5 separate regions of the Homo sapiens genome follow, and all the other regions are linked to region 3. Evidence: chromatin loops called from intact Hi-C (ENCODE). Cell type or tissue: endothelial cell of umbilical vein. All regions are shown on one strand.

Evidence for each region. Hi-C counts contacts between places; a loop is a spot of excess contacts. Peaks named below come from ENCODE experiments on the same cell type or tissue, not always from the same donor. Only the 100,000 strongest peaks of a DNase experiment are listed, where the experiment ranks them.
Region 1: it touches region 3 in a loop (29-fold over the local background); 2 of 110 quality-filtered maps call a loop at or near these places.
Region 2: a loop joins it to region 3, with 4 times the contacts of the local background. A loop is called at or near these places in 9 of 110 quality-filtered maps.
Region 4: it touches region 3 in a loop (4-fold over the local background); 7 of 110 quality-filtered maps call a loop at or near these places.
Region 5: a loop joins it to region 3, with 6 times the contacts of the local background. A loop is called at or near these places in 5 of 110 quality-filtered maps.

Annotation. Positions count from the first base shown.
Region 1 is chr18:13,794,857-13,799,856 of GRCh38, forward strand. No RefSeq gene overlaps it. Among named protein-coding and RNA genes, the nearest start is that of MC5R, 27 kb to the right of the region's middle. In endothelial cell of umbilical vein, no CTCF peak of the experiment used is centred here; a DNase peak (open chromatin) is centred at 2,515; H3K27ac peaks cover 1,527 bases.
Region 2 is chr18:13,498,542-13,503,541 of GRCh38, forward strand. All of the region lies in intron 4 of LDLRAD4 (low density lipoprotein receptor class A domain containing 4), which reads left to right. Among named protein-coding and RNA genes, the nearest start is that of LDLRAD4-AS3, 30 kb to the left of the region's middle. RefSeq lists an enhancer at 1,699-2,356. In endothelial cell of umbilical vein, no CTCF peak of the experiment used is centred here; DNase peaks (open chromatin) are centred at 2,190 and 2,830; H3K27ac peaks cover 1,907 bases.
Region 3 is chr18:13,433,930-13,438,929 of GRCh38, forward strand. It overlaps LDLRAD4 (low density lipoprotein receptor class A domain containing 4), which reads left to right. Exons shown (of 7, transcript NM_001378100.1): 4 at 4,315-4,455. Among named protein-coding and RNA genes, the nearest start is that of LDLRAD4-AS1, 8.9 kb to the left of the region's middle. In endothelial cell of umbilical vein, no CTCF peak of the experiment used is centred here; a DNase peak (open chromatin) is centred at 2,162; H3K27ac peaks cover 2,250 bases.
Region 4 is chr18:13,257,907-13,262,906 of GRCh38, forward strand. All of the region lies in intron 1 of LDLRAD4 (low density lipoprotein receptor class A domain containing 4), which reads left to right. Among named protein-coding and RNA genes, the nearest start is that of C18orf15, 21 kb to the left of the region's middle. RefSeq lists an enhancer at 4,776-5,000. In endothelial cell of umbilical vein, no CTCF peak of the experiment used is centred here; a DNase peak (open chromatin) is centred at 2,695; H3K27ac peaks cover 763 bases.
Region 5 is chr18:13,608,795-13,613,794 of GRCh38, forward strand. All of the region lies in intron 4 of LDLRAD4 (low density lipoprotein receptor class A domain containing 4), which reads left to right. It overlaps MIR4526 (microRNA 4526), which reads left to right and starts at 2,320; the gene lies at 2,320-2,406. RefSeq lists enhancers at 3,830-4,059, 4,480-4,999, 5,000. In endothelial cell of umbilical vein, no CTCF peak of the experiment used is centred here; a DNase peak (open chromatin) is centred at 2,497; H3K27me3 peaks cover 1,268 bases.

The sequences.
Region 1 (5,000 bases), 360 kb after region 3:
GGGTCAAACGGTATTTCTAGTTGTAGATCCTTGAGGAATCGCTGCACTGTTTTCCACAATGGTTGAACTAGTTTCCAGTCCCACCAACAGTGTAAAAGTGTTCCTATTTCTCCACATCCTCTCCAGCACCTGTTGTTTCCTGACTTTTTAATGATCGCCATTCTAACTGGTGTGAGATGGTATCTCATTGTGGTTTTGATTTGCCTTTCTCTGATGACCAGTGATGGTGAGCATTTTTTCATTTGTCTGTTGGCTGCATAAATGTCTTCTTTTGAGAAGTGTCTGTTCATATCCTTTGCCCACTTTTTGATGGGGTTGTTTGTTTTTTTTCTTATAAGTTTGTTTGAGTTCTTTGTAGATTCTGGATATTAGCCCTTTGTCAGATGAGTAGATTGCAGAAATTTTCTCCCATTCTGTAGGTTGCCTGTTCACTCTGATGGTAGTTTCTTTTGCTGTGCAGAAGCTCTTTAGTTTAATTAGATCCCATTTGTCAATTTTGGCTTTTGTTGCCATTGCTTTTGGTGTTTTAGACATGAAGTCCTTGCCCATGCCTATGTCCTGAATGGTATTGCCTAGGTTTTCTTCTAGGGTTTTTATGGTTTTAGGTCTAACATTTAAGTCTTTAATCCATCTTGAATTAATTTTTGTATAAGGTGTAAAGAAGAGATCCAGTTTCAGCTTTCTACATATGGCTACCCAGTTTTCCCAGCACCATTTATTAAATAGGGAATCCTTTCCCCATTTCTTGTTTTTGTCATGTTTGTCAAAGATCAGGTAGTTGTAGATGTGTGGTATTATTTCTGAGGGCTCTGTTCTGTTCCATTGGGCTATATCTTTGTTTTAGTACCAGTACCATGCTGTTTTGGTTACTGTAGCCTTGCAGCATAGTTTGAAGTCAGGTAGCATGATGCCTCCAGCTTTGTTCTTTTGGCTTAGGATTGTCTTGGCAATGCGGGCTCTTTTTTGGTTCAATATGAACTTTAAAGTAGTTTTTTCCAATTCTGTGAAGAAAGTCATTGGTAGCTTGATGGGGATGGCATTGAATCTATACATTACCTTGGGCAGTATGGCCATTTTCACGATATTGATTTTTCCTATCCATGAGCATGGAATGTTCTTCCATTTGTTTGTGTCCTCTTTTATTTCGTTAAGCAGTGGTTTGTAGTTCTCCTTGAAGAAGTGCTTCACATCCCTTGTAAGTTGGATTCCTAGGTATTTTATTCTCTTTGAAGCAATTGTGAATGGGAGTTCACTCATGATTTGGCTCTCTGTTTGTCTGATATTGGTGTATAGGAATGCTTGTGATTTTTGCACATTGATTTTGTATCCTGAGACTTTACTGAAGTTGCTTATCAGCTTAAGGAGATTTTGGACTGAGATGATGGGGTTTTCTAAACATACAATCATGCCATCTGGAAACAAGGACAATTTGACTTCCTCTTTTCCTAATTGAATGGATTTTTTTGTTTTCTTTAAATTCTTCAACGGGGTATGACCTTCTCCCCAAGTCGAGAGCCACTGCTTTTTCTCGAATCACCTCTTCTGTCCCTTGATCCCCCAAACTGGTGTGCTACTTGCCACAGTGAGGGTGACTGGTTTTGCTCTGCTTGGCTTCTGGAGGGGCTCAGGGTGCCCCCATGAGGGTATGGAAGTGGGATCAGTGAAAACCAGGTGGGGAGTTGCAGCCATTCCCAGGAAGGAAGGCAGAAAGGCCCCGGGCCATGTGAAAGAAACAAGTAGGGTGCAACAGAGACGGTTGTGCAAGCCTGGCTGCGGTGTGGGAGCCCCGTGAGGCACCTTGCAAGGACAAGTGGAGGCCCCTGCACTCTGACGTGCCTGCGGGGCTGAGACCCCCCGGGGTCCTCCAGGGCCGGTAGAGGGTGCTGCTGCAAGCTCCCGCAGAGTGTCTGTGGGCCTGGCCACCACCCTTCAGCTGCTCCCCTAAGACGCCGTGGTATACGTTTTCCTCTTAATTTGTGTTGTGTTGGTGACAACTGCATGCACAGTACCACCTCCCTGACTCGTTTTCTCCTTGGCTGCTGACTGCACAAACCGAGACTGGTGGCAGAAAATGGCGAATTCTGAGAGAAAAAAGTGTTTTTCTAAGTCAAACTTCCTGCCATTTCCACGGAGTTTTCTATGCTACATAAGTCAATCCATTTATGTTTTGAATTTTAAAAGATTTTGGAATGTTTGAACAGAGAAGCTTCCTTGCACACATGATTTTTCAAGATTCTAGGGAATTTTTATCTACCATAGGAGAGAGAAATATTTCATACATCTAGTCAAAATGAAAATAAATACCAATTACCCATGTATCTCTCTCGCCCAAGTTCTTGCGAATCTTAATGGAATTCTCCTGGCAACGTGCAGCTTATTGGATCTTTGGAGGCAGGAAATACTCAACATATTTAAAGCATTACATTGTCCAACAGGTGAGGAATGGGGGAATACTTATATCAGTTACTTGGACACAGTCCAGTTAACTAGAGAGGCTCTATGTGTTTTGAAGATCTAGTTCCTTGAAGCTATGTAAATATGTTTTAATATTACCAAGATGAGCAGATGGCATTTTTTTTCTAAGGGTCAGGGGCCAGGGTGGTACAGGGAAGCTATTTCCCCACAAGGGAAAGAGGGGGTTTGTCAGAAAACCAGACAATGGCCAGAGGCCAGGGACCTATTGTTTTCCAGTCACAGGACATAAATCCTCTTGGGCCCAGGTTGAATTGCTCAGGGTCTCAGTATCCAGGAAATGAAGCTGTGAGAAGAGTGAATCTGAACATGAGCCCAGGACTTCCAAGTTCATTGAGAATTCACCAAGGAGCCCCGGAATTAGACAGGAGCAGTAAGGAGTAAAAAAAAAGAAAAAAAAAAAGAGGTATTCTTCAGCATTATGGACATTGCATCTGTAAGGGGGCTCTTGGCGACAAAGGAGGCTTCACTTGTGGGCAGCGTGGGGTGTCATTCTCAGGGAAAGAGCTGTCTGCATCAGCTTGGTAGAAAACCCACCTGAACTTATCCAAATAGGTTCTACTAGGTAAGGTTGTCAGTCTTTCTCCCCCCTCTAATTTTTCCCCCCTTACTGGCTTTTTCTGCTATCAGAACCCTTCTTGATCAAAGCAATGAACCCGAAACCAACAACTTCTCACCCTCCCCACCTGCAGCCACAGACCTTGGCCACCACTGCCCTCTCACCCTCATTCAATCCTCTCTTTTCCTTTATCACTAAGACTTTTGGAAAGAGCTGTGCTGCATGAATAAAACTGGAGTTCTGCTAATGAAGAAGAGAGGAAGGGAATGATTAAGACCTACCATTGATAGCACAATAGGGTGACTGTAGTCAATAAAAACTGTACATTTTAAAATAAAGAGGCCGGGCATGGTGGCTCAAACCTGTAATCCCAACATTTTGGGAGGTCGAGGCAAGTGGATCACCTGAGGTCATGAGTTCGAGACCAGCCTGGCCAATGTGGTGAAACCCTGTCTCTACTAAAATTACAAAAATTAGCCAAGCCTGGTGGCGCATGCCTGTAATGCCAGCTACTCGGGAGGCTGAGGCAGAACCTGGGAGGTGGAGGTTGCAGTGAGCTGAGATTATGCCACTGCACTCCAGCCTGGGAGACAGAGCGAGACTTCGTCTCAAAACAAACAAACAAACAAGCAAAAAACCTTAAAGAGTGTAATTGTATTGTTTGTAGCTCAAAGATAAATGCTTGAGGTGATGGATTCCCCATTCTACAAACTGTGCTTATTTCATGTTGCATGCCTGTATCAAAACATCTCATGTACCCTATAAATGTATACACCTACCATGTACCCACAAAAACTAAAATTAAAAAGGAAGAGAGGAAGGGCAGCCGCTGCAGTGATGCAGAAGCTCCTCGCCTCCAAACCGCAAGCGGCTTCTCTGCTGCGCCTTGCTTGAGCTTTTCAGGGGCATCTGTCTGTGGGAGCTTCCCTCCTCCCTTGGCTTCTGCGGGGCACCTTCTCGTCCTCCTCTGTTCTCTCACCTGCCTTCTTCACACACAGTGGCTGCCAGGCTCCTGGAGGTGCTGGCCTGGTCCTCTGCTCTGTTTCTCGGTGGCTCTTCCAGAGTTCCCGTTGTTCATACCTTTGGCTTCAGGGGACACTGCCCTGCTGATGACTCTTTCTTTCCATCTTTCGTCTCTGCTGAGACCTCTATGTCCACGGCCTTCCAGACATCCCCACGTTCTGGCTTTCAGGCAACTTCAACTTCACATGGTCAATCGCAGCCCTTCTCTTTTATGCTGAACCTGCTCTTCTTCCTGCAATTCCTCTTCAGGTGAGTGGAGCCAGGATCTTCCCAGTTGCCAGGGCAGAATACAGAGTATCATTCCTTCACTGAGCCCACACCCAACTGGTCACTGTAGGAGACCCCTGTGCCGCCTTTAATGGCTACTGCACCCATCCCCCAGGGAGCTGCCTTCGGGGACCACGCCTAGGAGACTGCATTTTCCCTCACCCTGCAGTGGTCTGCAGCCATAACTGACCCATGTGGAAGGCACTGCAGCCCAGGCTGCTCGCCTCGCACAGCACAACCTCTGTGGTGCAGCAGACCTGCTCCAGGTCTTCCCTGAAGCGGATGGAGGCTAGACTTCTCCCAAACCACAGGGGTGCTGAGCTGCCTTGCATGCTCGCCTGCTCCTCTCACTCCCACAGGGAGTTCTGATGAGAACCTCCCTCTTCAGGCACTCACCTGAGCAACCCCATCCCAGGCTCTGCGTCTAGGGAGCCCCGACCTAAGGCCGTCATGGTCTCACAACGCTGCTTCACTGTTTTGCATCTGCCCCACTTGGCATCCCCTCCACCATTGTCTCATCCAGGCCGCACTCATTCACCGAGCCCAGAGGTGCAAATAGAAATAGAACGCAAGCCACATTCACCATTGAACATTTTCTAGCAGCCACCTTTAAAAAGTAAAAAGAGGCCAGGCGCGGTGGCTCATGCCTGTAATCCCAGCACTTTCGGATGCTGAGGTG
Region 2 (5,000 bases), 65 kb after region 3:
TCCTTCTCGCCACACACGTCCCACTGTGGACACTGGAGAATCCTTCTCCCCACACACGTCCTGCTGTGGACACTGGAGAATCCTTCTTGCCACACGTGTCCCACTGTGGACACTGGAGAATCCTTTTCCCCACACACGTCCTGCTGTGGACACTGGAGAATCCTTCTTGCCACACGTGTCCCACTGTGGACACTGGAGAATCCTTCTGCCCACACACATCCCGCCGTGGACACTGGAGAATCCTTCTCCCCACACACGTCCCGCCGTGGACACTGGAGAATCCTCCCCACACATGTCCCCAGCCGTAGACACTGGAGAATCCTTCTCGCCACACACGTCCCGCCGTGGACACTGGAGAATCCTTCTCGCCACACACGTCCCACCGTGGACACCGGAGAATCCTTCTCGCCATACATGTCCTGCTGTGGACACTGGAGAATCCATCTCCACACACGTCCCGCCGTGGACACTGGAGAATCCTTCTTGCCACACACGTCCTGCCGTGGACACCGGAGAATCCTTCTCGCCATACACATCCCGCCGTGGACACTGGAGAATCCTTCTCACCACACACGTCCCGCCGTGGACTCTGGAGAATCCTTCTACTCACACACACGTCGCGCCGTGGACACTGGAGAATCCTTCTACTCACACACATCCCGCTGTGGATACTGGAGAATCCTTCTCGCCACACACTTCCCACCGTGGACACTGGAGAATCCTTCTCGCCACACACGTCCTTTCGTGGACACTGGAGAATCCTTCTACTCACACACGTCCCGCCATGGATACTGGAGAATCCTTGCCACACACGTCCTGCCGTGGACACTGGAGAATCCTTCTCGCCACACACTTCCCACCATGGACACTGGAGAATCCTTCTCGCCACACACGTCCTGCCGTGGACACTGGAGAATCCTTCTACTCACACACGTCCCGCCGTGGATACTGGAGAATCCTTCTTGCCACACACGTCCCGCCGTGGACACTGGAGAATCCTTCTCGCCACACACTTCCCACCGTGGACACTGGAGAATCCTTCTCGCCACACACATCCTGCCGTGGACACTGGAGAATCCTTCTACTCACACACGTCCCGCTGTGGATACTGGAGAATCCTTCTCGCCGCACACGTCCTGCCATGGACACCGGAGAATCCATCTCCACACATGTCCCGCCGTGGACACTGGAGAATCCTTTTTGCCACACACGTCCAGCCGTGGACACTGGAGAATCCATCTCCACACACGTATCCTGCTGTGGACACTGGAGAATCCTTCTGCCCACACACGTCCTGCTGTGAAAACCTCCACGCTCCCTTTCCGTTTTTGCTCTCAGCTGTCCTTCCAGTATGCTGCTTGGGTCAAGCAGCCGCATCTCCACTGTCCTAATGACAAAAGACACCAGCACTGTCTCACTTCCTTTCCTCCTCCTCTCCAGAGTGTTACCTTCCTGATTGACAGGGACTTTCGGTTTTCTATTTAGAAGCACATGTTTGGTGCAGACATGTTGTCCAAGACTTGACATTGGGAAATGTTGGGAATAATCTGAAACTCCTTACAATGTGATGTTTTGGTGATTAAAAAAAAATGTTTAGGAAAGGTTGCTAGGCTTTAAAAATATATATATTTTGCTAACCTCATGGAGTCACTGTGCAGACCCTCTCAGCAGCTAGCCAGGCTGGCCTGGCCCTGACGGCCCGGGAATAGCAGCTGTCTTGTGACTTCCCACAGCAGGCACATTGCGTCGTCTCTCAAAGTCCCTCCTCTGGAGCGCCTCCTCTGCCCGTGGGGCTGTGCGGGACAGTGGCCGCGTCTCTGTCTCATTGCAGGACAGCACTGGGTCTTAGGTGCTTTTTCATGTTGTCCACACCTAACGCTGCTGCTCCCCGGGGCCCAGTTTTGAAACTGCCCTTTGGCATCATGCTTTCCCGCCCCTCCTGGGAGCAGCGCCTGTGGGAGGGCAGCGTTATTCCCAGCTCCTCAGAGAGGAGACCACATCCATGGCAGTGTGTGACTGTCCCTTTCGGCGGTCCTTTGTGAAGCCCGCGGGAAGTTCTGCATTCAGTTCCTGACTCCCAGAAAAACGTCCTGTCTTTTGAACTGAAAGGAGGCTGATGTCAGAGCCTCGTTGAGTAACAATGGAGAAAATCTACATCAGAGGAAAGAAGCCCTGAGCTGCTTTAAATGCTTCTGTAAGATGATATGCCACAACACGAATGTGGATTGTTGACAGTAACCACAGAGACGAGATCATCGAGGGAACCAGCTGGGAGTTTGTGAGGCCATAAAACACATCATCAAAAATATGGTGAAGCAAATTCAGAATTGGTTTTTAGAAAGGAGAAGGAACCATTGGCAATCTGACCCATAAATTATTCTACATTTTCAAATATTATAACTAGGAAGGTCGCTTCAAGGAGCCTTCAAGCCCCTCATGCCCACCCGCCCCAAACCCATTGTCACTGCTAGGTCCCAGATTTACAGCCACCTGGAGAGGAAGTTGCAGGGGGTCTCTGTGCAGCTGAGGATGATGGAAGGGATTGCAGAAGGCTGGTGCTGTAACTGTTGTTAGCGGGAGATTGAGGCCGGGGGGTGGAGTAGGGGCTACTTTCTTCCCCCTGCACCTGCTATCATGATTTCAGCAAAACCTTGCCTTTCTCCTCTTCAATCTTAAATAGGTACAGTGGCTGAGTATTAATATTAATGAGCATAATAACAATAATAAAACTGGCAGTAGCATCAAATGAATGTGGTCTCCTGCAGTAGAAATATTTACCCGATGTGTCCTGCCAGTGAGAGAGATTTTGGCATTAAACCTAGACATTACCTCATCCTCCTGGGCAGACAGCCGATTGCCATGCTAAGCAAGTCTGCGCCGAGAAGAGCTGAGTACCTGCCGACGGCTGCATGGCCCAGACCCCAGGGAACACAGTTTCCTTGAGCCTGTCTGTCTGTCTGTCTGTCTGGGTCTCACCCTTAATTCCTTTCTTTCTCTTTCCCTCCTCCGGAGGTTGGCATTGTGTATTTTCAAATTGTGTTGCTTTTTTTTTTTGCAGAATCTTGTAGGGTGTGTTGTGAAAAGTCTGCCAGCCAGGTGGGTGGGTATTATTAATAATCCATAGAAACCCAAGGGGTCCGGAGTGAGAGGAGAAACATGACGTGCCTGTGTGTGCACAGGACGCCTGACACTCGCTCACACACGCATGTCCCTCTCTCTGAGAGCCAGGGAATGGGGTGGGGGTTGGTTTGGTTTAATGCATGATAAAAACAGGGGCATTCTGTAATAACAGAGCTTTCATTTCAAGATTCTTAACAACTAAAATAATATTTTGAAACATTTGGAATTGTACTAGAAATGTGTGTTTGATATGTTCAACCTAAGAAAACATCACACTTAAAATGCTTTTACTCCACTGGCTTCAGACCTCTTTGAAATTGGTGCCTACACAGCTGAGAAGTCCGGGTAGGTGCCGTAGGCAAATTGAGGGGAGAAAGTGACATCTTGTGTAACGCTGCAAATTCGCGGAAGGCTTTGAACCGTCACCAGAGTAGCAAATACTCATTGTGAAAGTTTTTGCAATGAGGTACGGAAAACCATTTCAGCTGCTCTGATTGTCAGCTCTCCTGTGTTTTCTTTAGCTCCTGACTTAAAGTTACGTGTCCTGTCAGTTTTGATACTCTTACTACTTAGTGCTTTAGGTTTTATCAGCTGGTGCCACATCTTTTAAAATTCTGTCCCACTAGCCTCTGTGCTGGTCCTGACCGATTCACCAGCTCTTGGGACTGTGTCCAGATGCCTTTTGTGATGCCTCTTTTCTAAAATGCTTTTATTTGGGTTTAAGATGTACTAATTCTTTCACACACCCATAGCTGAATACCAAATATTGGTATGCATACTACCAAACTTTTGTGTATGAAGTTCGTACAAGGCACTAAGTCATTTAAAACATTTTAATTGTGTGCTGAGCTCGTAAGTGTACAATATGACTGTCTAGTAAATTCTTAATTATTTGTCGACTCTTTATCGAAGAAAAAAGTAAGTAGGGGAAAAGATAAAGGAGCATCCAGCCGGTGGCAAAGGAACAAGCCGTGTAGCTCTGCTTCTCACCCACTCTCAGCTAGCTTGGGCCACGGCTGCCTGAAGTGACACCAAACAGGAACCCCACTGGGAGGACTGTACGGGCCACACCCATGGACGTGATCTGTCTATGAAACAGGTCTTCTCAGTGCTTCGGGGTGAATTTTGACTTCTCCTGAGCCATCCTCAGAGCACAGCTGGTGGGGAACTTCACCCGTCTGGTCACTCCTGAAGCAGTCTGGCTGGCAGCCACAGGCTGGGATCCCAGTTGTTGGAGGTCAGTGCACACAGCGGCTATCTGCTGTAGCAGAAAGAATTTAGGGGAGGAAAGGCTTGAGAAGGAAGGGCAAGAGAGAGCAGACTTTGTGGCATCAGTCAGGTATATGTGCTTGTATTAACATGAACCTGAGAGGCTGATGGTATTACATGGAATTCCAAGTTTCGACTGCATGAATTCTGTCTCTTGTGGTTTATCTATGGCCACCATCAACCGATGTTGTGTGATAAAACGTTTAAAGTATGTACAACTGAAAGTGGAGATGGATACTAGGGGCATTTAACGTTTTAAGCTTTCCTCCAGGGTTTTTTCCTCAGTTACATGGAGGATGGCCCTAGGTACTAACTGTTGGAAATGGCAGCATTGAAAAGTGCAGCACTTTCTGCTTCAGCAGCATCTCAATTCTGCGCAGCCTTTGAAAATCCTTTTCTACAGATAGCAGGCAACCTGCCATTGTTCCCAGCCGGCAGCGTGGTCCCTGCCACCAGGTGCTTGAACAAACGGCCATGTGTATGAGGGTCCCTTCTCCTAAGTAAAATTACCCTAAAGACTCTAAACGAGAATGGAGACTTTGAAAAAAATCTTCTGTATTTTTCTATTTTAATTATCAAGTAGGGGAAACAGATCTGAAGGGGAAAGAGGA
Region 3 (5,000 bases):
CTCTCGATCCGATGGAAATCTCGGGTTTTATGTTCCACTACAGGTAATTTGTTCTCCAGCTTCGGGTAAGTCAGGCATTATCCCTGGCCTGCTTCCTCACCTGGGAGGTGAGGGGTGGATCAGTGTGTCTAGGTCCCTCTCAGCATTAAGATTTGATGACTCTGGGATAACTCCACAACACAGAAAAACCCATCAGAAGCTTTATGTAGAAATGCAGAGAAGCTGAATACCCTAAATGTGGAGAAGATTGTGTTATTACCAGAAGTGTTTACAGCGATTCTAAAGTCTGTTGTTGACTCTGGAAGTTGTTTCTCCTAAGTTTTTTTTTTTTTTAATAAGAAATCAAATAGGAAATTTTGGCAAAGAGGAATGCCACTTTCTTCACTTAGAAGGGCATGACTTTTTTTTAAGAAGAGGAGTGATTTAAATCTTATAGGTTATAATACGTCTATAGCTCCTGGAGGAGACACTGGTTCCTGAGCAACTCATTCTGTATTCCAGTCCAGTATTATACATCTGAGGTTGCCATGAATTTGTCACCAAAATGTTTCTAATGTTTAACAATCCATGATTTCCCTCAACTTCTAGCTTGGCAGAAATACTCAACAAGTTCCACAAAGAATAGACAACATATTTTTAAAAATTTTCCATTGTCTTTCTCTGACTTGAGTTTTACTTCATGGAGGACCCTCTCTGGTTCTAGTCTGTCAAAGTGTAGTTTAGGGGTCAAAACTACATTGGTTCCAAAGTTTCCCAAATAGCCCATTGACAGAACAGAGCTCTAGCGACTGGGCCCTGTAGTCAGCAATTATCCAAATACCTGCTTATTTTAAGAGATTGTATTTTAGTTTTCTTCTTTGTAAATTAGCAAATACCAAATAAACATTCCAATAAAATACCATTAACTAAAGAGGAGGCTTGCTGTATGTGAGCTACCTCTTTCTCAGTAGACAGTGGTTCTCCATCTGCGCTGCCCATTGGAGCCAGGCCAGAGGGTGCCAGAAAACCCACGCTGTCTGACTGCACCTCAGGCCAGTGAGATAGGACCTGTCTGGGACTCTGACCCCAGCAGTGCTGAAAGACGTCCAGGTGATCCCAATATGCAGCTAAGAGGAGGGCCTTTCTCCTAGGGTTATCAGTTTGTTTGAAATATCACAATAATCTCGTGATTAGAGGACCTGAATGCACTGGGCTTTTGGGTGGCACAGTGTGCTGGGGACAGCCTGTCCGGAGTTGGGATGGAGGTGGAAGCCTGCCTCTGTCAACACCAGTTTTGTTAAGTTGGACAGATATTTACTGTGCTCTGCAGTTCTCATTCCAGCTTTAGCATTAATTCTTAGCACTTAATCACATTACAGCAATTTTCTAGTATTTTCTATATCACATCAAGAAGCCAATAAATTAAAATTCTCAATCTGGTCATTCTGATTCCAGTGGCCATGTGATGGAAAGACCTTACTCTGATATTGGGCTAATGACTCACTGCTGAGATTTAGATTTTATAAATTTGATTTTTTTTAATTTTTAATTTTTTAGAGACTGGATCTTGCTCTGTCACCTGGGCTTGGGAGCAGTAGCATGATCATAGCTCACTGCAGCCTGGAACTTCTGGGCACAAACGATCCTCTTGCCTTAGCTTCCTGAGTAGCTGGGAGTACAGGAGTGTGCCACTGCACTTGGCTAATTTTTAAACTTTTTTGTAGAGACAGGGTCTCGCTTTGTTGCCCAGGCTGCTCTAGAACTCCTGGACTCAAATGATCCTCCTGCCTCTGCCTCCCAAGTGTGGAGAGTGTAGGTATGAGTCACTGTACCCAGCTGAATTTGAAATTTAATAGGTTGATGTTGTTTCCGTTATCTAAGAAGTAAGAGCCAAGCACATTAGTAGCACAAGCCTTGTTAGTGTTTCCTGAGTAAGGTTGAGCCTACTTAAGACAACAAGTGATTTGGGGAACTTTGTTATGCATGGGGCCATGCCCATTACAAGTGAGTCTCTCACATTCCTTAAAGTGGATTTGGAAACTGAGGCAGTGCTATGAGATGAGGCAAAATGGAATAAAATGGGAAGAATAATATCTGCTCTAATTATTTCACAGGGTTCTTATGAGGCTCAGATCAAATTATTCATTTATTCAACAAATGTGTGATTCACCGAGTGCCTGTCACAGGCTGGGCGGCCCTCTAGATTATGAAGGAGATAAAGAAGGGAAATGTTTGGCCTTGGAAGGAGCAGCAAATTAGTCACTGCTCATATTTTTAAAATAGTTCATGTCATAAGCTCTTTGAAGAGGGCTAGCTCATTCACTTCCGAGTTTCCATGTCTCAGTACCTAGCACAGAACATAGAAGCGGCTAATATATTGGTTATATGAACGAATGAATGAGCCACAGAATTCATTTCCTTGCAAGCATGTCGTGTCTCCCCCCAACAAGTTAAAATTAGTGAAGTGTGGATGTGGTTTCATTTCTTGGGTAGTTTAATGTTCCACACCAACTTGAATATGGTAGTCTAACCTTGGATCCTTTCAAACCACAGCAATGGTGAACTTTTTAGTTAAGAGTTTGATTCAATTCAGATTAGTATTCCTTTTTCCCAATCACTGTTTTAGCAACACAGGGAGTACCTGTTTTCGGTTAATGCGCTTTTCATGTTTGGTATAAATCCATAGTCCAATATTTCTTTTGGAAAGGAAGATAAATTTTTCCCTTGACATCCCTTTTTTCCATTAAGTTAAAAAAATGTTACTTAGTAAATGTGATTTCAAACAGCTGGGTTTTAATCTTTCCACCTTATGGAAAGAGAGCGTTTGGCTCCAGCAGCACCCCCACCACGTGGCCCAGCCTCACTCTGCACACAGATTTTCTAACCTGGATGGCGCCGCTAGCGAGGCGCTTGTGGGTGTGCATTTGGGCTGTGTTCACATGTTATTCTAAACTAGGTCAGCAGCTCGGCTGGTTTCTTTTTCTATACTCTTTTAGGAGAATGTGAACAAATGGAGGATTATAATACGCTTTTTATACAGGTTCACAAAAATACTTTGAGGACTCTTAAGTTGTGTTTCTTTACAACAGGTGAAGGTTATTGTCTTGCGGGCCACAGTTCGCCGCTGAGAGGCAGGCTGGGCTCTCATGGGGTAGCCCCACACATGGTTAGCATCGCTGGAAGAGGCCTTGGTGTGCCGATGCCCAGCCTTTTATTTGAATGATTGAAAATCTGAGTTGAAAGGACCTTGGACTTGATCCAGGCCTGCCACCCTTATTCCAGACAGACAGAACCAAGGCCTGGAAAAAGGAAGAGGCTGTGACAGTCAGTGGCGGTGAGGAACCCGGGACTCCTCCAGAGACTCTGTCTTCCCGCTGTGTACTGAGTGGGCCGTGCTGTGTGAATCCTGCCAGCTTCTGTGGTTTCCTAGGGCCAAGCCCACACTCAGAATGCAGGATGACAGTCACTGTAAGATGTAATGGACCTTTCTGTGCTCAAGTGTATATAATTGTGTAACTTCCTTTATTCTTCATTGCTTAAATGGATAGTAATGTGTTAAGTGTGCAAATTTATTTTAAAGTCCTACAAAACTGAATTCCATTTTCAAATATTGATTCGTACAGACTTTAGGGAGCCTGTGTTCAGTGTGGCCTATAAGGATTTGGGTATGGGACCTGCCCTATTTTTATAGTTCACCAGCATGGCCCTTTAGCAGAAAGCACACATGATTTTCCCATGTTTTACATTGTAAATTCACTGCTACCCATGCCTGGTATTATGCCTGATTTTTCTTAGGCATGAGAGGAATGAACATCAGAGAGGTGAAATATGTTGTCCAGATTCTCACCACAGGACAGTGGCAAGTGGGAGATAAAATGTCTGAGTGTTCTTTTGTTAAGCCAGCGCTCCTGAGTTCTGATGGCCCCTGCCACGGCTGGCTGCACGGGCTCCCCCATTCTCGGAAGTGTGGAGAACTGCCAAGGATGTTTTCAAACCGAATAATAGAGCCCCACAGCTATGACTTTTGCAGAGCAGGTTGTGGAAAGAAAGAGAGCACCTGTGCTACTGTGTGGGCAGTGCCGTAGAGTGAGGCGTGCAAGGTGGGCCTCGGTGCCCCTGTGGAGTGCAGGAGGGCACCATCCTGTGTGTTTCAGACGAGGAAGGTCCTTACCCAGATGGCCCTTCTCTGAGTTTAGTGTCCTGGGCTCTCCAGATAGTCTGAGCTCCCAAACAATCATGGCATGCAAATGGGGGAAAGAAAAACCAACGACAGTCACAGCTCAAGAGCACCAAGCTTGCATTGACTGCTCCATGCTTTATATTGTACTTTTTCAGAGTGCAAATTCACCTGCACCAGTGGTAAATGCTTGTATCTTGGTTCGCTGGTCTGTAACCAACAGAACGACTGTGGGGACAACAGTGACGAAGAGAACTGTCTCCTGGTGACCGAGCACCCGCCTCCGGGCATCTTCAACTGTAAGTCTCTCCTCCCACCTGGGTGGCACTGTCTGATGTGGTTCTGAAACGGTTAGGAGGTGGGGTCACTGGGACATGGGAAGGAGGTTGTTTTCTGGTTAAGGAAAGAGATTTGCATTTTCACAAAGGAAATGTTTTCTTCTTTTAGGATAGAGGGACAGCATGTTCAAAAGTCAGAAATTTGTTCTGTTCTCTAAAGTGGTCAGCGGAGCTGTTTTGAAATAGGCTTTTGCTGTTTGTCTGAGCAATGCCTGGATTCCAGGAAATCATGTATTGATTTAGTATTCTTCATACCAACATTACTACTTCAGAAGTAATTTTAAATAAGCAAAGAAAGATATGTGGAAGGTACATAATTAATCATGCAACTGAAATATGAAAGTAGAAAAATTTACATGGGATCCTTGAAGGTTCTGATCATGTGTTTTTCTATTAGATACTGGATGGAAACAGCTTGAGTGAGGTTTTGACATGTGTGAATCCCCAAGGCTGAGGCTTTGAGCATTTCTTGAATTTGAAGAAGTGGAGTCAGAGTTTGAAGTTCG
Region 4 (5,000 bases), 180 kb before region 3:
GAAAAGGATACAATGGGGCTGGGTGCAGTGGCTTAGGCCTGTAATGCCAGGCTGAGGCAGAAGGATCGCTTGAGCCGAGGAATTGGAGGCTGTGATCATACCACTGCACTTCAGCCTGGGCAACAGAGCAAAACCCTATCTTAAAAGAAAGAAAGAAAGAAAAAAGCATACAATGGCCAGATAGTGGTTGAAAACATGTTAGATCTCCAATATCTGGTTCCATTTCTTTTTGTTTTTCATTTATTTACTTAGTATTCAGAAAAGAAATTTCACTGTCCAAAATCCATTTTTTCCCAACCAAGACAGTTGAAAATTCCTAAATTCTAAATAATCAGACACCTTCAGTAGGTACGCTTACTTTTCTTCCATGCTTCCGTAGTATTTTGCTTAACAGAGAATGTTAGGGTTTTCTTTTTGAAGCTCCTAGTTTGTCTTAATGAGTTAATTCTACGAAATCCTTTTTTTTTTTCTTTTGTTAGCATTAACATGGAATCTGCTAATGAATGGCCACTAGGGACGATGGTGAAAACACTTGAAATGAGATGCCTCTATTTGAATATTTTATGGTCATGGAATTGGCTATTTATTTTATTTTTGCTTTTATGATTTCAAAATTCAGATTTCTTTGAGCAAATGTTTAGAGATGACAAGAGGGAAACTCAGGGATGGAATAATCTATTGAGTGTGAACCAAAGATTACATTCTTTTTCAGAATTGTCCTTCCTTCCTTTTTACTGGGTCCCATAAAAGGTTTTATGATCTGATTGTACCTTATTGATATTTGCCAATTGATAAATTTCTTGTTCATTAATTCAGTATTTAGGTCAATGATGTTTCTTCCTGGCTTAGTATGAAGTTTAGCCTTTCATGATACATATTTCCTCTTTCTTTAGCTAGATTACCAATAATGTTCAAATGGGGCAGGGGAAGGATTACACCAGAAAAACTAGCCTTTTACCTCTGTGAAAAGGTGCCTCCCAGAAGCACCATCTAAAAGCAGGTCATGATTTTAATCCAGAATGGCCAAGTGCTGCTGCTGTGTACAACTTCCGACCAGCATGATGCTGGACAGCAGGTCTCTAGGTGGGTTCATTGAGTATTTAGGTCAATGATCTTGTTGTGCTCCATTCGGGATGACTGAGTATTCCTGAAACAAATGCTATTTCTGGCTGCTGCCATTCCCGCAGAGCACTTGTGCAAGTTCATAAGACTTCCTAAGTGAAAGGGGAATTTGCATAGTTTGTGGATTCCTTCCTTCCTTCGTCCTCCTCTCCCCTCCCCTCTCCTCCTCTCCCTCCTTCCTGCTCTATTGCCCAGGCTGGAGTGCAGTAGCGTGATCATAGCTCACTGCAGCCTCATACTCCACAAGTGTATCCTCCCGCCTTAGTCTCCTGAGTCACTGGGACTACAGACACACACCACCATGCCTGGCTAATTTTTTTATTTTTTGGTAAAGACAGGGTCTCACTGTGTTGTCCAGGCTGGTCTCAAACTCCTGGGCTGAAATGATTCTCTTGCCTCAGCCTCTGAAAGTGCTGGGATTATAGGCGTGAGCTGCTGAACCCAGCCCTCCTAATTTCTGATTGATTTTTGAGTAAGATGAGTTTTAGTGCTAAAACATCCCACGTCGGTAGCTCTTAGAGAAGTACTTAGTGAAAGAAACCACATGCCTTCAAATGCTCATATATATGTATGTAAAGCATACATTGGTATGTGGTTTTGGTTCATTTTCTTCCACTTGTTTCTTTCTCCTGTTTTCTGATTCTCCCCTATAATCCATCCCTCCCTCCCTCCCTCCCTCCATTTGTGCTGCTCACAAACTCAAGGGGCATCACTTACATGGGATAATTTGCCTTTACAGCCACCCACGGCTGCTTTGAGAAAGGAAGTGTTCCCATCACCTGTTTTCCTTTGCTTGGCTGTACCTGTAATGACTGAGCCCCACTGGGTGCGCAGGGCAAGACCAGCCTTCGTGTCTCTTGGCCCAATGGAGGCCCCAGGAGGGGAACGTGTGGTTTGGAGAAGCCGCTTCTTGCACCACTGCTCCTGTAACTGACCTTGGGCTGTGTGGTCTGTCCAGCCTCGGTTCCCTGTCTTTAAGATGCATGTAACAGGACCTCTCGGATTTCTTGGGAGGCATTGGGTGGAATATAGCAGGTAGATTTTGTAGGATAGTAGGTGCTAAGTTCAGGTCAGTTACTTCCCCTTAAATAGAGAAGACTCTAAGTGACATTTGGATAATCTCCTGAGAGCACACTGTAACTTCTATTGGAGGTCATTGCCTTGACCTCCTTATGCCCAGGGGCAGCTGAGTGCCCACTTGCCAAGGTGTGAGCAATGCGCCCTGTTCTGCTGTGAGCCTTCTTGGGACCCTGCATAGAGCCTGTTCCCTTCCACTCACTGCTGGCTGGTGTCTGTGGAACAGCCTTCCCTGGCCTTTTGGCGGCCCTGTCAGGGTCTGGAAATCTGGCTTTGTCTCAGAAATCTGGCTGCGGAAGATTTTCCTTTGTGTACTGTCATAAATGCCTTAAATGTATTAGGGTGCTTTGCAAATCTTTCTCTAATCCGTTTTGACAAATAGCTGAGTAGTATTGGTTTTATGTGAACTTGGCAAAATTTGCTCCCGTTCAGGGTGACTGGGGCATGTGACAATTAGTGGGAGGTGGCAGGATTCTTGAGTGTAGCATTTCTCTGACTCAGCCGACTATTTCCTTTTTCCTGTTGCTTTATTATTTATTGTTGCTATTCTTTCTGCCACCCTCTCCCTCCCTCCTTACAGATGTCTGTCTTTCCAGGACTGTCCTTGTATTTTTTTATCTTCTCTCGCATAGACATCTATGGCAGGTCCATCCTTGAATACCCACTGTTCCTTCCGGTGACTACCATGGTGTGGCAGCTCTAAGGGCAGGGAGCTCATCTCTGCTGAATGCAGCCCATTTTGTGGATGCCATGGCACCTAGAAACCAACTGGATGCAGTTGAATGTGCCTCCCTATGGCCTCCCTGGGCTGGGATTCAGAGCAGGGCTCACTTTTCTTCCATTTGTTGGGACTAATGTGTCTGAAGACACTGCCGGTGCCCCACCTGGTTCCCTCTTTTCCAGGTCAGGCAGCCCAGCTTGCTTTCCCCATCCCTCCTCTAATGCGTTCACAGCCCCCTCATTCCTCTCCTAGGTGATGGTGCTGTGGGCTTTCAGAGCTCAGCTACGATGGACTGTGTCTTAGCACAACAGGCGTGAGGAACTGATGAGGGCATTGGGAACGGTGAGGTGCTGGGGCACATTAGTCCTGGCTCCAGGGAATAGCAGAACTCTGCCCCTAACATTCCATTTACTGGTGGAAAAATAGACCAGCGGGTTCTTGCTGTTCTACTTGCTAGATGATAGATTTTCTTCATCTTGTTTACAAGAAAGAATGTGGTTTCTTAGCCAAGGACTTGATTTCTGGTTCCTGGTGAACAGTTTTCAGAGCACTCTGAGCCTCTTCATTTGTAGAAAGGGAACTTTGAGAAAATGCCCAGCACAGTGCCTGCCTGGGACAGAGCGATTTCAGCAAATGTTTACAGAAATCCCAGTTTAGTTCAAGTTGTGAGCTGAGAATCCTTGCTGTTGGTTTTAGGTTTCCAGCCTCAGGCCTTCAGAACCTTTGGGGGTTGTATCCCTAACCTCAGCCGTACCCTAGAGGCCAGGTCAGCAGAGTGAGTGATAAGCGCACTCGTTCCATCAACCGTGCGGTTAGAAACGTAGAGGTTGTCATTAGAAAGTGCAGTCTTTCTATCCTACTTTTGAATTTCAGGGAGGAGCTTCAGGATTTGTAAAGACTTCATCTATATTGAAGACTGCCCAAGAGTTATGGCTTACCCGGCTGCAGGCAGCATGCCACCTGTATGCAGTACCTGTGCTGTGTCTAAGGAGGAAGGGCGACTTGGTGGTGGGGGCGGGGGAGAGGCAGGACTGCGAGTGCCACCAGAGCTTGAGAGAGCAAAGAGGAACAGAGGAGATGGGGGTGGAGCTGTGCAGAGCAGGGCACATGTGCGGCTCTGTGTGTAGAAAATGAGTCCCGTGTGGCTCTGTGTGTGGAAACTGAGTCCCGTGGGGCTCTGTGCGTGGGGGCTGAGTCCCGTGTGGCTCTGTGCATGGAAACTGAGTCCCGTGCGGCTCTGTGCGTGGAAACTGAGTCCCGTGTGGCTCTGTGTGTGGAAACTGAGTCCCGTGCAGCTCTGTGCGTGGAAACTGAGTCCCGTGCGGCTCTGTGCGTGGGGGCTGAGTCCCGTGTGGCCCTGTGCATGGAAACTGAGTCCCGTGTGGCTCTGTGTGCCTGGGGGATGAGTCCTGTGTGGCTCTGTGTGTGTGGAAACTGAGTCCCGTGTGGCCCTGTGCGTGGAAACTGAGTCCCGTGTGGCTCTGTGTGTGTGGAAACTGAGTCCCGTGCGGCTCTGTGCGTGGGGGCTGAGTCCCGTGCGGCCCTGTGCGTGGAAACTGAGTCCCGTGTGGCTCTGTGCGTGGGGGCTGAGTCCCGTGTGGCCCTGTGCGTGGAAACTGAGTCCCGTGCGGCTCTGTGCGTGGGGGCTGAGTCCCGTGCGGCCCTGTGCGTGGAAACTGAGTCCCGTGCGGCCCTGTGCGTGGAAACTGAGTCCCGTGCGGCTCTGTGCGTGGAAACTGAGTCCCGTGCGGCTCCGTGCGTTGGGGCTGAGTCCCGTGCGGCCCTGTGCGTGGAAACTGAGTCCCGTGCGGCTCCGTGCGTTGGGGCTGAGTCCCGTGCGGCCCTGTGCGTGGAAACTGAGTCCCGTGCGGCCCTGTGTGTGGAAACTGAGTCCCGTGCGGCTCCGTGCGTTGGGGCTGAGTCCCGTGCGGCCCTGTGCGTGGGGGCTGAGTCCCGTGCGGCTCTGTGCGTGGAAACTGAGTCCCGTGCGGCTCCGTGCGTTGGGGCTGAGTCCCGTGCGGCTCCGTGCGTTGGGGCTGAGTCCCGTGCGGCCCTGTGCGTGGGGGCTGAGTCCCGTGCG
Region 5 (5,000 bases), 170 kb after region 3:
CAGTGCGTTTCCTCCTAAGGACTGTAAACGCTCAGGTAAATATTTGTCAGATGGATTAATGAACTGAAGACCTTTATAGAGGAAACCTTGAAGAGATATCGTTAGAATCTCAAGTCCTTGTTGCTACCAACAACTCTTGTGAAAGTCTTTGGTGTCCCTGCCTTGCTCCATTTTCAAGGCCCCTGCTGCACACACAGATGCCTCCTAAGCTCTGAGATGCGTTGGTGACTGCACAAAACTCATATTAGACGTGATAGCCATCAGAGTACTTACGTGAAAGATGCGATGTAAAGATGATGAGGGAGGAGAGAGTGCCGAATGCAAATGTTTTTACACTTTCATATTTGTGTGTTCCACAGACTTCCCTCTCCCATGCCCTTCTGCTATGTGTGCTGCCATTTTCTCTGAATGAAGGGAAAAGAAATATTGGCAGCTCTCAGCTAAAATTCCCAGTGATGGACGTGCTGTCATGCAGCCAGGGTGAGCTGTGTATCAGGGCATGAACCCTGAGTCACGACTTGACCTCGGAACTTCCTTTCTGAAGCACCATCTTCAAGTGGTGCTTAAAAGGAATAAAAACAAAACTCAAGAGCACTATCTAGTACATCCGCCCAGACAGCCCCTCAGAGGCGCTGGGAGAGGCCCTGTGCCTGTGTTTAAGCCACACATCCCAAGACAGACTCTACACCATGTCCCCAGACACCCACAGGAGCGCTCATTATGCGTGTGTGTGTGCGTGTGTGTGTGTGTGTGTGTGTGTGTGTTAGGTGTGGGCAATGTTTTCAAAGTAAACTTGTATTCATAAAGTCAAAAGTTTTGAAAGTGGTTTTTAAACAGGTTGAACTGTGAGAACATTAAACTGAGTGGGCAAGGAGCTTAATTAAGATCGGCTCCATGGCCGGGCGTGGTGGCTCACACCTGTAATCCCAGAACTCTGAGAAGCCGAAGCTGGTGGGTCGCTTGAAGTCAGGAGTTCCAGGACAGCCTGGCCAACATGGTGAAACCCCATCTCTACTAAAAATACAAAAATTACAAAAATTAGCCCGGCATGTTGGCGCACGCCTGTAATCCCAGCTACTCGGGAAGCTGAGGTGGGAGAATCACTTGAACCGGGGAGACAGAGGTTGCAGTAATCAGAAATTTCGCCACTGCACTCTAGCCTGGGCGACACAGCAAGACTGCATCCAAAAAAAGAAAAAAGAAAAGAAAAAGATTGGCTCCCATGGCCAAGATGCCCAGTGACAGGGAAGCTAGCCAAACACAGTAAGTGTGTTGAGACACTGGGGAATAGCTGATGGCCGTTAAATGAAAGAAAAAAATGTTGATTTTCTTTTTTTATATATGAAATATTCATTTTACACCATGTTAAATCCCAGAGCGGGCTATTTATAACCATTTCAAAATGCAAATATGTTCATTAGCAAAGGAGAGAAGAACTTTTCCAGTTCCATGAAGTTCACCAAAGCCCTAATTTTTTTTTTTTTTTTTTTTTTTTTTTTTTTTTTTTTTTTGAGACGGAGTCTCACTCTGTCGCCCAGGCTGGAGTGAAGTGGCCCTATCTTGGCTCATGGCAACTTCTACCTCCCAGTTGCAAGCAATTCTCCTGCCTCAGCCTCCTGAGTAGCTGGGATCACAGGCGTGTGCCACCACACCTGGCTAATTTTTGTATTTTTAGTAGAGACGGGTTTCGCCATGTTGACCAGGCTGGTCTTGAACTCCTGACCTCAGGTGATCCGCCCACCTCGGCCTCCGAAAGTGCTAGGATTACAGGCTTGAGCCACCGTGCCTGCCCCACAAAGCCCTAATTTTAAGAAACAGACAGGTACAGTGGCCTACAGCGCTCCTCACTAAGGCCCTGGCTTGAGGGCAAGCCTATCATGTGACTGAGCCTGACCAGGAAGTGCTGGCCCAGGTGGCAAGGAGCCTCGGGGCTCCAGGGACAAGGGGCGCTGGTAGCCAGGGAGGGGCGGCTTGAAGTGGCTGCAGCTTCTAATTCTTTCTGAAGCTGCCTCTTTCTGAGGGTGACTCCCTCTTCATTCACCCAGCAGGGTGACTCTGAGAAGTCAGGGAAAGTCTGGCACAGGGAGGGGAGTTCCATTTTTAATTCGGAAATTGCTCAGGAAGAATCATACCATCCGGATTTCCCTCGCGGCTGTATATTAATAAATGGTCACTTTCCTTGCTGAAATTCTCTGGTTTCCTTTTATCCACGTGAAGCTTCTGGAAACTCTTCTGGGTGGTTCTTCTGTTGCTTTTCTGCCCCTGCCCCCAAAAATGAGAACATGAGAAAGTGATGTCTTCTAGCCACCTGGAGGACCCTGCGGTGACATCAGGGCCCAGTCCCTGCTGTCATGCCCCAGGTGACGTGCTGGGCTGACAGCAGGGCTGGCCGCTAACGTCACTGTCCTGGCTTCTAACGCTGGTAGTAACCAACAGAGTTTAGTTTTGCTTTGACAACTCCTCCTACAGCCAAAACTATTGTTATGGCCCACATGTCATTCCTATTTACCCTAAATAAGGAAAAACAAAGGCTATTCTGGGCTCCCGGCAGTGCTTGTGGTGGGGGTTATTTGCAGCGTTACCATGGCAGGCTGCCCTTTCCACCACGGCCACCCCGTGATTTTCTCTGAAAACTGCGACAGACTCGCAGCCTGCCCTGAATTTTCTTCACACAGCCTGGGGGCATCCGAATGCACGGGAGATGTTTTACACTCAGATGAAACAAACTGTTTAGACCTCGGGGAAAAGAGACTGTGCTTGAACAAAATGAACCAGGAGAAAGCGCCCTCCTGAGACATGTCTCTGCTTTCATGTTTGAATTGCCTGGGATTCTGTTCTCTAATTTCTGATCCTTATAAACTAAAACTGCCTAGGAACATTGAGCATCCTGACTTTGAAGGAGTCTCTGTGGTGTTTTTGTGCTACCATACATGGGGAATAATGATGTGAGGCAGAGGGAGAGGGAATGAATGGGAGAGCCAAGAGGGAAGAGCGAGCCGGGGGGAAAGGAGCGCGCAGTGTTTCCTGCTGCGGTTAGGACCTCACGCCTTGCCAGTACAGAGCTCGGTGGCAAGAGCCGCTGGGAGCTGCTCCCATCAGTTAGAGGATGTGGAGAGGGAGCACCAGAAGAGGACAGCCCGCAGCCTGGCTCGCAGCCTGAGGGACGCTGTGGGTGCTCCCAGCCGGGCGAGCACGCTCTGGGAGCGGATCTGCAGGGGAGAAGCACGCGAGCCTAACGTGAGCGTCCCGCCTGTCGCGTGTCCTGCCTTGGTAAGCGCCCTCTCCGGTCCTTCCACACTGAAAGCTTCCAGCAGAGATCAAGGGAAGGAGTATTGTGTGAGACTTGCAGATTTCCTCCTTTCTGTCTGGACTGGTTTGATATTTGCCTGTTGAAAAGATTACTGAACGCAGTGTGACAAGATGAGCCGTCTAGCTGCGTTCTGCTTGCCTGTGTGTGTGACACGTCCAGGTGTGAGGCCAAACCTGAGAAGTGCAGACTGCTCACTGATAGACGTTGCTGTAAACAGTAGTGCCCTGGGTGTACAGCTGGTCTCAGGATCGGAGACCCCGGACTTATTCTCTGCTCGGTGACACGGCCGGCTTCCTGCCGCAGAGCTCCTGGTTTCTGTTGATGGCAGTTGATAATTGGTAGCCACAGTCTGCGGTCGGAGCCACAGCATTTGAGTCTAGCACCTGGGGTGGGCCCTGCTGATACAGTAGAGAGAGAGTGAACGAGGCAGACAGAAACACACCCCCCCCCCCTCCACGCTCACACACTCTCCCACACCCCATGCCAGCTATAACTGCAGCTCTGAGCTGCCTGGAGAGGAGATTGCCGGAAGCTGAAGGGATGCTTTGAACGTGGGGGGGCTGCGTCACAGTTGGACTCCCACTTGCAGAGGACCTGATTATGTCCAGTGACCACCTGAACAACAGCACACTGAAGGAGGCTCAGTTCAAAGACCTGTTCTTAAAAAAAGGTACATTTCCCAAGAACTGCTATGGATGATGCATGCTCTTTCGGGTTTGCTGTGGTTCTTCTTGGAGTTTGGTCTGAGGACAGAGCTGAGAAGAGGAGAAGCTCTTTCTCAAGAAGTTTCTTTCTACCTAAGAGGGGTCTGTCAACTCAGAACATTTCCGGGTGGGACTCCCTTTAGGAAGATGCATGTCAGGCTTTTTCATCTTCTTTCAAGCCTGGAATTAGTTTGTTCCTGTTGGAGGTGTTATGCATGAGTACACAGTTTGTTGCTTTGGAGTTTTGTTTTTTTCAAATGTCTGTATATAAGGCTGAGACCTCCCCTGGAAATTCTGCTACTTGTTAATAATTCCTTTTTCTTCACCCTCATGAGCTGAAAACTGCATTTTAAAGAAAAGGTATTTCTCAGGATGTGGCTGGTTCATTGAACACTTTCTTAGGTCATCCATGTAGTGACAGGAGCTATTAGGAAGGAGAACTGTGACTCTGAGAGATAGAGAGCCAAAGAAAGTGAGAGACAGACAGACTGGCTGTGGGATGAGAGCCTCAGAAGCCACCACTCTCCCCTGTGGAAATGAAGGTTCCATTCCATGTGCAGCTGTGTTTTTTTTCTGATGCACTTTCCTAAATTAATAATGTGGAGGTGGAGGTGAGGGTGGATTTTAAATGAATCCTATAGGGGGAATTATGGCTTATGTATGTATTTTTTTCCATTTATAGCATGGCAGAGGGATAGACTTTTAAAAGGTTTATAATTGCTCTTACTCCTCTGCTGATTTTTTAGAAAATCCTGTCAGTCATCTTTGATCAGAACATATTTAGGTAAATTTCTTTCTGAAGAGATCATGAAACTCTAGATTCTAAAATGCGTGGTGAGAAGTAATTGTAGTGGATGAAGGCTTGGGCTTTCATAAAGTGAGGAGATGCCACTCCAGCTGGACGGGCTCGTGGAGTCTGCATTCGAGGGATTCCCTAGTCCGTCCAGTCATCACGGGCTGCTGCCCGCCTGCCCGTGCCGTCCAAG